Linked DNA regions of Homo sapiens: region 1 is linked to region 2. Evidence: read pairs that join two places in POLR2A ChIA-PET (ENCODE). Cell type or tissue: OCI-LY7. All regions are shown on one strand.

Region 1 (5,000 bases), 190 kb after region 2:
ACATACCCACATGCTAACAAGGTGGGTGTGATGGTTAATATTAGATGGCAGCTTGATTGTATTGAGGGATGCCTAGATAGCTGGTAAAGTATTGTTCTGGGTGTGTCTGTGAGGGTGTTGCCAGAGGAGATTGACATTTGAGTCAGTGGAAAGGGAGAGGAAGATCCATCCTCAATGTAGGTGGGCACCATCCAGTTGGCTGCTAGTGGGGCTAGAGCAAAGCAGGTGGAAGAAGGTGGGCTAAGCCGGCTTTCGGAGTCCTCTGGCTTTCATCTTTCTTCTGTGCTGGATGCTTCTATTCATTTCTCCTAACCTTGGACATCAGACTCCAAGTTCTTTGGCCTTTGCACTCTTGTACTTAGACCAGTGGTTTGCCAGGGCTCTTGGGCCTTTGGGTACAGACTGAAGGCTGCACTATTGGCTTTCCTGCCTTTGAGGCTTTTGGACTCGGACTGAGCCGCCAGTGGCTTCTTTCTTACCCAGCTTGCAGATGGCTTATCACGGGACTTTGCTTTGTGACTGTGTGAGCCAATTCTCCCTAATAAACTCCCTTTCATATATCTATCCTATTAGCTCTGTCCCTCTGGAGAACCCTGACTAATACAGTGGGTTAACAAGGTGGTCGCTTCTCTTTTTTTTTGAGACGGAGTCTTGCTCTGTCCCCCAGGCTGGAGTGCAGTGGCGCGATCTCAGCTCACTGCAAGCTCCGCCTCCCAGGTTCACGCCATTCTCCTGCTTCAGCCTCCAGAGTAGCTGGGACTACAGGCGCCCGCCACCACGCCCATCTAATTTTGTTTTTGTATTTTTAGTAGAGACGGGGTTTCACTATGTTAGCCAGGATGGTCTCGATCTTCTGACCTCGTGATCCACCTGCCTCAGCCTCCCAAAGTGCTGGGATTACAGGCGTGAGCCACCGCGCCCAGCCTACTGGTCACTTCTCATTTAATTCATGAAACAGAAGCAGAGAGGTATTGGCACAGGCTGCAGTCAAGCATTAGCCTCCTGACGCCCTGGACATAAACTGGCTTCCTTGGTAAGCCTGATGTCTGTGTGATGCCCAGATTATGCTGAATTTCCCCCTCAAGGAGTAGGTCTAGAAGACCCAACATCTGGCTGACAGTAAATCCAGAAAGTAAGAGCTGAGAAAATGAAAATACCAGAAACAAATTTTTTTTCAAAAAAGTTTCCAAGAAATGAAAAATGTGTTTTCAAGTTGAAATGCCTGACCAAGTATCCATCACAAGAAATTTAAAAAGACACCTACTAAGGCACAATATGATGAAATTTCAGGACCAGAAACAGAGATCTTAAAAGCTTCCAGAGACGAGAGAAAAAAAAAGCAAGTCACAAGCAAAGAATTGACGATTACAATAGCATCAGACTTCTCAACAGCAACACTGGAAGCTGGAAGACAATGAAGCAGGGCCCTCAAAACTCTGTCTGATAAGTTTTCCTAATCTTGAATTCCATATTTAGTCAAATAATCAAGTGTAAGGAGAAAATAAGGATATTTTATACAAGCAATGTCTCAAAAAACAAAACAAAAAAGTAGCTTCTCAATAAACTGTTAGAGAGCTGTTTCACCAAGATGGAAAAAGGGGATATGGCATTCAGGTGAGTGAGAAATTGGTTCATATAACTATGGGTGCTAGGAAGTCTCATGATCTGGCATCTGCAAGCTAGAGACCCAGAAAAGCTGGTGGTGTAATTCAGTCCAAGCTCAACGGCCTGGGAACCAGGGTAGCTGGTGGTATAAATCCCATTCCAAGGGCAGGAAAAGACGAATGTCCCAGCTCAAGCAGGTGGGCAGGCAGCAATAGGAGTGAACTCCTCCTTCCTCTGTCTTTTTGTTCTGTTCAGGCCCTCAATGGATTAGATGATGCCCACTCACACTGGCCATCTACTCCACTGAGTCCACCGCCAGAAATGCTCATCACATCTGGAAACACCCTCACAGACACAACCAGAAACAATAGTTAATCTGGGCACCCCCTGGTGCCCAGATTTTCTGATGACACAGAAAATCAACCACCACAAGTACCTACCAAGCATCAGGAGCTGTTTTAAACACTGAGGATACAGCAGCGAGCAAACCAAAATAGAGCAAAACCAAACCCTCTTGAAGCTTGCATGGGATTGGGCTTGAGATTGATGACAAATAAGTAAGTAAAATACATAGTGTGTTACATTGTAATAAGTGCCATGGAGAAAAAATAAATAAGAGGGTTGGGCATACCATGATGGGAAGGTAGGTTTAAATGTGGTGGTCGGCTGTGCGTGGTGGCTCACGCCTGTAATCCCACCACTTTGGGAGGCCGAGGCTGGCAGATCACCTGAGGTCAGGAGTTCAAGACCAGCCTGGCCAGCATGGTGAAACCCCGTCTCTACTAGAAATACAAAAATTAGCTGAGTGGGCCAGGAGCGGTGGCTCACGTCTTTAATCTCAGCACTTTGAGAGGCCGAGGCGGGCGGATCACAAGGTCAGGAGTTCAAGACCAGCTTGGCCAACATGGTGAAACCCTGTCTCTACTAAAAATACAAAAATTAGCCAAGCATGGTGGCGGGCACCTGTAATCCCAGCTCAGAAAGCTGAGGCAGGAGAATCGCTTGAACCCGGGAGGCAGAGATTGCAGTGAGCCGAGATCGCACCACTGCACTCCAGCCTGGGTGACAGAGCGAGACTCTGTCTCAGAAAAAAAAAAAAAATTAGCTGAGTGTGGTGATGCGCACCTATAGTCTCAGCTACTCTGGAGGCTGAGGCACAAGAATCGCTTGAACCCAGAAGGCAGAGGTTGCAGTGAGCCGAGATCACGCCACTGCACTCCAGCCTGGGAGACAGAGCGAGACTCTGTCTCAAAAAATTAAATAAATAAATAAATACATGTGGTGGTCCGGGAGGCCTTTTTTTTTTTTTTTGAGACGGAGTCTCACTCTCTTTCCCAGGCTGGAGTACAGTGGCATGATCTTGGTTCACTGCAGCCTCTGCCTCCCAGTGATTCTCTGTGCCTCAGCCTCCCGAGTAGCTGGAACTACAGACACATGCACCATGCCCAGCAAATTTTTGTATTTTAGTAGAGAGCTGGTTTCACCATGTTTGCCAGGCTGGTCTCAAATTCCTGACCTCAAGTGATCCACCCGCTTTGGGCCTTCCAAAGTACTGGGATTACTGGCATGAGCCACTGTGCCTGGCCAGGAAGGCCTCTTGATATTGACAAGATAACATCTGAACAGAAACTTAAAGGTGGTCAGAGAGTGAGCTATGCAGCTATCTGGGAAGGGCATTTGGGCAGATGCAAAAGCTGTGAAGTGGAAGCATGCCTGGTTAGGGTTGGCAGGTAACATACAAGGTGCCCAATTAACTTGGAAACAGCAATAAGTTAAGAGGCTGCTGGAACAATCCAGTCAAGAGATGGTGGGGGCTTGGCTCAGAGTAGTAGCCATAGAGTTGGTGAAAAGTGAGCAGATTCTGAATATATTTTGAAGGCAGAGCCCACAGGATTTGCTAAGAAATTGGACATGGAATGTAAAAGAAATCTTAAAAATGAGTGCAAGGATTAGGCCTAAGCAACTGGAAATAGAAAGTTATTCATTTTATCAAGACAGTAAAGACTGGCTATAGGAGGAGTAAATTTTAGGGTGTTATCAAGAGCTTGGTTCTGATCATAGAAATGTTGGGTTGGTGGCTGGATACTTGGGTCTGGAACTCAAGGGAGAGAAGTGTTGGCTGGTGACATAAATATGGGAGTCATTGTGGTTCTAATTATCAGAACCATTCCTGTCTTCTGAAACAGTTACCTACTACCAGAATTATGCTACATAAAGCCACCCCAAAACTTAGTGGCTTAAAACAACCACCATATGTTTAGCTTACGATTTTGGGGATCAGCAATTTAGGCTGAGTTTAATTAGCTGGGGAGTTCTGGTCTTGAGTCATTTGGGGTAGGCTTTCTCATGCCTCTGCTGTCAGCTGTCAGCGCAGCTGGCTGTTCTAGGATGACCTTAGCTGGAATGATTCATCCCTGCTTCACCCAGTCTCTCATTTCCAGCAGCTAGTCCAGGATTGTGTTCCCAGTGGAGGCAGTGTTTGGAGAGAGAGGAGTGCTCAAGGCCCCTTGAAGCCTAGGCCTGGAACTGTCACATCAACACTTCTGTCACATTCTCACGGTCAAAGCAAGTCACAGGGCTGGTGGTGAAGGACGGGGAAGTAGATTTCCCCCTTGGTGGGAGCAGCTGCAAAGCCGCATTGCAAAAGGCAGAAATACAAGGAGATTGTTTAGCCATCAGTGCAACCAGTTTATCACATGTCCCAAATCTGAAACATTTTCTTTTCTTTTTTTTTTTTTGAGACGGAATCTCGCTCTGTCGCCCAGGCTGGAGTGCAGTGGTGCGATCTCGGCTCACAGCAAGCTCCGCTTCCTGGGTTCACGCCATTCTCCTGCCTCAGCCTCCCAAGTAGCTGGGACTACAGGCGCCTGCCACCACGCCCGGCTAATTTTTTGTATTTTTAGTAGAGACAGGGTTTCACCTTGTTGGCCAGGATGGTCTTAATCTCCTAACCTCGTGATCCACCCGCCTCGGCCTCCCAAAGTGCGGGGATTACAGGCATGAGCCACCGCGCCGGCCAGTCTGAAACATTTTCAACCTGGCTATATTGAAGTTTGATGAACCATCTTTTCTCTCTTAAAAGAAATGTAGCCAGGCAGGTGGGGGGCTCACACCTGTCATCCTGGCACCTTGGGAGGCCGAGGTGAGTGGATCAAGACCAGCCTGGGCAACATGGCAAAACCCCATCTCTACAAAAAAATCCAAAAAAAAAAAAAAATTAGCTGGGCCTGGTGGTGCACACTTGTAGTCCCAGTTACTTAGGGGGCTGAGGTGGGAGGATCACTTGAGTCCAGGAGGTCGAGGCTGCAGTGTGCCAAGATCGCACCACTGCACACCAGCCTGGGTAACAAAGTAAGACTCTGTCTAAAAAAAAAAAAAAAAAGTAAAAATAAATG
Region 2 (5,000 bases):
GCCATGGAGAGGCAGCATGGCATGGTGACTAAAATCGTGGACTGTGGAGTCGACTGCTTAGGTTAGAATCCTAGTTTCACCGCTAGTGATTGTGAGACTTTGGGCAAATAATAGCTTTTTGGTGCTTCAGTTTCTGCAGTTGCAAAATAGAATGATGATAGGGCTGTTATAAGGATTAAATGGAGTAATATTTGTAAAGTGTTTAGAAAAGTGTCTGGTAAACATAGTAAGCACTATGTAGATGTCTGTTAAATAAATGGAAATGTTTTGAGCAGAACAGTATCATCTGACTTAGGTTTTAAGATGACCATTCTGGCTGCTTTATTGAGAATAAACTGTACATGGGCAAAAGTGGAAGCAAGGAAATCAGGAGGCTGTTAAAACAATAATTATTCAAGAGATGATGGTGGCTTGGGCTAGGGTAGTAACTCGAGTTGGTGAGAAAAGGCTGGAGTTGGATATAATCTGAAGATATTGACAGGATGTATCAGTTGATTGGATTTGGGGTATAAGAAAAAAATATTCAGGATGACTCCAAGGTTTCAGCCTGAGTGTTTGGAAGAATGGAGTTGCCTTTTATTAAGATACGGAAAATTGCAGCAGGAGCAAGGTTTATGAGGGAGAAATTAGTTCTAGTATGGAGATTTTAAGTTTGAAATGCTTACTGAATATTAAGATGGAGAGTTTGAGTAGGCAGTTGGATATATAAATTGAGACTTCAGGGGAGAACCTGAGCTTGTTGTAAGTTTGAGAGTTGTCATACAGATGGTATTTTAAAGCCACGAGACTGGATGAAGTTACTTAAGATTGAGAGTATACAGGGCTGGGCACGGTGGCCTATGCCTGTAATCCCAGCACTTTGGGAGGCTGAGGTGGGCGGATCACCTGAGGTCAGGAGTTTGAGACCAGCCTGACCAACATGGAGAAACCCCGTCTCTGCTAAAAATACAAAATTAGCTGAGGCAGGAGAATCGCTTGAACCCGGAAGGCAGAGGTTGTGGTGAGCCGAGATCGCGCCATTGCACTCCAGCCTGGGCAACAAGAGTGAAACTCAGTCTCAGAAAAAAAAAAAAAGAGTATAGAGAGAAGAGGGGGGATCCAAGGACTGAATCCAGTGCCCACTGAAGTTAAGGGGCCAGAAAGATGAGAATCTAGATGTGGAGACCAAAAAGGAGAGTCCAGAGAAGTAGAGGGAGAAATCGAGAGAGTGTGATTACTCAGATGCCAAGTGAATAAAGTATTTGAAGGAAAAGGAAATAATTAGCTCTCAGATATTGTTGTTAAGTATGAAAGATGGGGACTAAACATTGGCTTGGTAATTTGGAGATCCTAATAACCCTGTGATCAGTTTCAGTGGAGTGGCAGGGAGGAGAGCCTGTCTAGAGTAAGTTCAAAACAAAGTGGCAGAGGAGTAAGTGTAGACAGCTGGCATAGAGAACTCTCTCAAGGAGTTTTGCCATAAAGAGAGGCAGAGGACCAGGCACGGTGGCTCATGCCTGTAATCCCAGCACCTTGGGAGTCTGAGGTGGGATGATCCCTTGAGTCCAGAAGTTTGAGACCAGGCTAGGCAATGTGGTGAGACTTCATCTCCACAAAAAATACAAAACTTAGCTGGGCATGGTGGTGCACACCTGTAGTTCAGCTACTTGGGAGGCTGAGGTGGGAGTATCGTTGGAGCCCAGGAAGTGGAGGTTGCAGTGAGCCAAAATTGTAAATCCACCCTGGGTGACAGAATGAGACCCTGTCTCAAAAAAAAAAAAAAAAAAAAAAAAGAGAGAGAGAGAAAAGGTAGAGAAATCAGACACTGGGTGGGAAGGATTATTAAGTCTGCCCTTTCCAAGGTGCATGCTCTTGAGCAAATTTATAAGCCTCCCTGTGCCTTAGTTTCCTCATCTGTAAAATGAAGACACTAATAGGATTGTGTGAGAAGTAGATGATTAATATATTTACAGCATTTAGAAGAGTGCTTGTTGCTTAATGTATTAATTATCTATTGGTATATAACCTATTACCATGGGCTTAGTAGTTTAAAACAACATGCATTTATTATTTCACAGTTTCTGTGGGCTGGGACTCCTGGCATGGCTTAGTTGGCTCCTTTGCTTCAAAGTCTCTCACTGGCGATAGTCAAGGTATCAGCCAGGGTTGGATTCTCATCTGAAGTTTTGACTGGGGAAATATTGTTTCCAAGCTTACGTGGTTGGTAGAATTCAGTTCCTCCAGGGTTGTTGGACTTAAGAGTCCAAGTTCCTAGCTGACTCTTGGCTAAAGCTTGTCATTAGTGTTTTTTTTTTTTGGTTTGTTTTGTTTTTGCCACATCGGCCTCTTCAATATGGCAGATTTCTAAATCAGAGTGTGCACACTGAGAAAGCAATGAGAGAAGACAGAAGTTATAATCTTATGTAACCTAATTACAGAAGCGAAGTCCCATTACTTTTGCCCTGAGTCACAGATACTAAGGGTGTACTTGAAGGAAATATGTCCTTGGTTACATAACAGGGAAAGAAATTCAGTGCACAAGTGGAGGGATTGGCCATAGTTTATCCATTGTTTAAAGAGGGTAAAGCAAGTAAAAGTATCCAATTGTGGCTAGGTGGTAGATGTAGAAGTTTAGATTTGATGGTTTGCTTTTTCTCGGTGGAAGAGGAAGTCAGGTCAGCACAGAGGGAGGAGGAAGGAAGAGGTGTTCTAGGTTCGAGAAGTGAAAAGAGAACATTTGAATAATCAGGAGTGAGGGACTGAATTGACTAGGGAGATGTAGTTAAGTTGCCAGGTGTCACTAAGGGCTCACTTGATGTTTGTAACCATGTATTTAATGTGAGACCAGCTAGCGTGATCGAGAGCTTTCCTTCAGCTGCTCAGGTGCAAGTGTGGCAGAGAAGAGGAATAACACAATAAAATAAAACCACAGATAAATTATAAATTAATAAAGAGAAGTAGAGATTGGCTTTAATCAGGATTAAGGTTTTGCCACGCTAGTATGACAGAGGAAGATGGGGCAAGGGAATGATTATAATGATGGACCATGGAATCTAGTTTCATTAAAGAGAGAAATGAGGACATAGCAGATGGGGGACAGTGAGAAGATGTTAATTAGAGTCAGCGAATTGAGGGTTAGAAGAATTGTTGGGAGTCAAAGTGAGGTGGGAAGTTAAAGAAAGAAAAATAAAATTAAAAAGAGAAATAAGGTTTCCTATATTAGGCTGACTTGTCCCAGAGGCAGCAACAGGCACAGCCCAGACCCAGGGAAAGTCTTGATAATGCTATCTATCTAAGAAGCCAGGACACAAAGGAATGTGCTCTGGAGACTCTCCCAGCACTCCCTCAACATAGGGAGAAGAAAAACAAATTTTCATTTGTTTTATGGTATGAGTTTATAAATTCCATTCTCTGTAACTGGTGACTTCAAGTATTCTGTTTTATCTAAGTAGTGGAGTGGTCATAAACCATCTGAGCAGGCCACCTGGGCGCCATAGTGAAGGCCGTGGAATAAGCCATGCTAGGCACTAGGCAAACCTAGATAATGGACATCTGGGCTGCATGGCAATGGTCATGTGTAATCCTGAGTTATGAACCTGTTACAATTTGATTAACTGTCTTTGTCCTGCCTCTGTATCGCTGCATTCGTGCCACTGTAAGCCTGCTTCAAGCTAGCCCACCCCTTTTTAAAGTGTGTATAAAAGTCAAGTGCTGTCTTTGTTCTGGGCCCAGTCTTTGGATGTTAAGTCCGCTGGGTCTGAGTGCACTCATTAAAGATATCCTCCTGTATACACCCCATGGTCTCTCTCTGGTCCTCCTGATTCCGCCACAAAAGTACTAAGGAGAGAGCTAGGAATTTAGGAGATGGTGCTTAGGATGGTTGCTTGAAATACAGATTATGAAGGGGATACTGTTGTTGAGAATGAGAAGTTCATAGGATATCCAGCAGATAATGTTGTGGACATTTGCTTCTTTAACCAGTATCCATTTACTTTGACATTGTTGCAGAATCTTGATTGTGCTTGTGGAAACCACTGTTTCCCCTTTTCAATCTGTGTGATTTTAATGGTATTGACTACCCTTCCGCAAAGATGTCATTGACTCAGGCTGGCCAGTGAAGTATCTCATCTCTGGGCACAGTGATAGGTCCAAGAAAGGGCACACACCCTTGTCAGCTTGATGAAAGACAAATTTTCGCTAGGGACTTCTGGGAAGAAGACTTATGCTCTTCGGGAGCTGCCTCTGCCATCTTGCTGCCTGAGGTGGGGGTCTGCCAAATAACTGAGTTAACATGGGGGAGGGATAGATAAGAAATAGTGAAAGAGTCCTGAGGGCATCATTTGAGCCCTTAATGAAGCCACCTTAAAGCTACCTCTGGAATTTTTTGTTATTTGGCACATGAAATCCTCTTTAAGTGGGTTTTCTGTCACCTGTAATTAAAGGAGACCGAATGGGTAGGTACAGTCATCGTAAGGAGTTTGCCAAATCCTCTAAGCTTGTTTGGATGAATGGAGTAGAGTGTAGTGGAAGTTTTGTTGAGATATGGAATCTTCAAAATCCTCCTTCCCTTAGATCTATTACATACTCTTCTTTAGCATGTATACCCTTGTGAGAGGTAGTATGGTCTAGTGAAGAGAGCAGAAGACCAGTCTGGAGTTGAGTCTTGAATCTGATCCTGGCTTCTTGAGTTATTTCAACCCTCTGAACCTCAGTTTTCTCATCTGTAGGATGAGGAGAATGTGATTTTGCAGGGCAATTGGAAGGATGAAACAGGATAGTGGATGTTTAGCATGGTACCTGACTGGACTCTAGTATATTGTCTAACTTTTTTTTTTTTTTTTTGACACAAGAGTCTCTCTCTGTCACCCAGGCTGGAGTGCAGTGGTGTAATCTCAGCTCACTGCAACCTCCACCTCCTGGGTTCAAGCAATTCTCGTGCCTTAGTCTTCCAAGTAGCTGGGACCACAGGCATGTGCCACTGCGCCCAGCTAATTTTTGTATTTTTAGTAGAGACGGGATTC

Evidence for each region. Peaks named below come from ENCODE experiments on the same cell type or tissue, not always from the same donor. Only the 100,000 strongest peaks of a DNase experiment are listed, where the experiment ranks them.
Region 1: POLR2A ChIA-PET joins it to region 2 with 5 read pairs; 5 of 35 experiments call an interaction of 5 or more read pairs at or near these places.

The regions. Positions count from the first base shown.
Region 1 is chr13:45,321,892-45,326,891 of GRCh38, forward strand. No RefSeq gene overlaps it. Among named protein-coding and RNA genes, the nearest start is that of SNORA31B, 12 kb to the right of the region's middle. In OCI-LY7, no CTCF peak of the experiment used is centred here; no DNase peak of the experiment used is centred here.
Region 2 is chr13:45,130,150-45,135,149 of GRCh38, forward strand. The region is part of intron 1 of GTF2F2 (general transcription factor IIF subunit 2); the gene reads left to right. Among named protein-coding and RNA genes, the nearest start is that of GTF2F2, 12 kb to the left of the region's middle. In OCI-LY7, no CTCF peak of the experiment used is centred here; a DNase peak (open chromatin) is centred at 2,752; H3K4me3 peaks cover 978 bases; H3K27ac peaks cover 1,270 bases.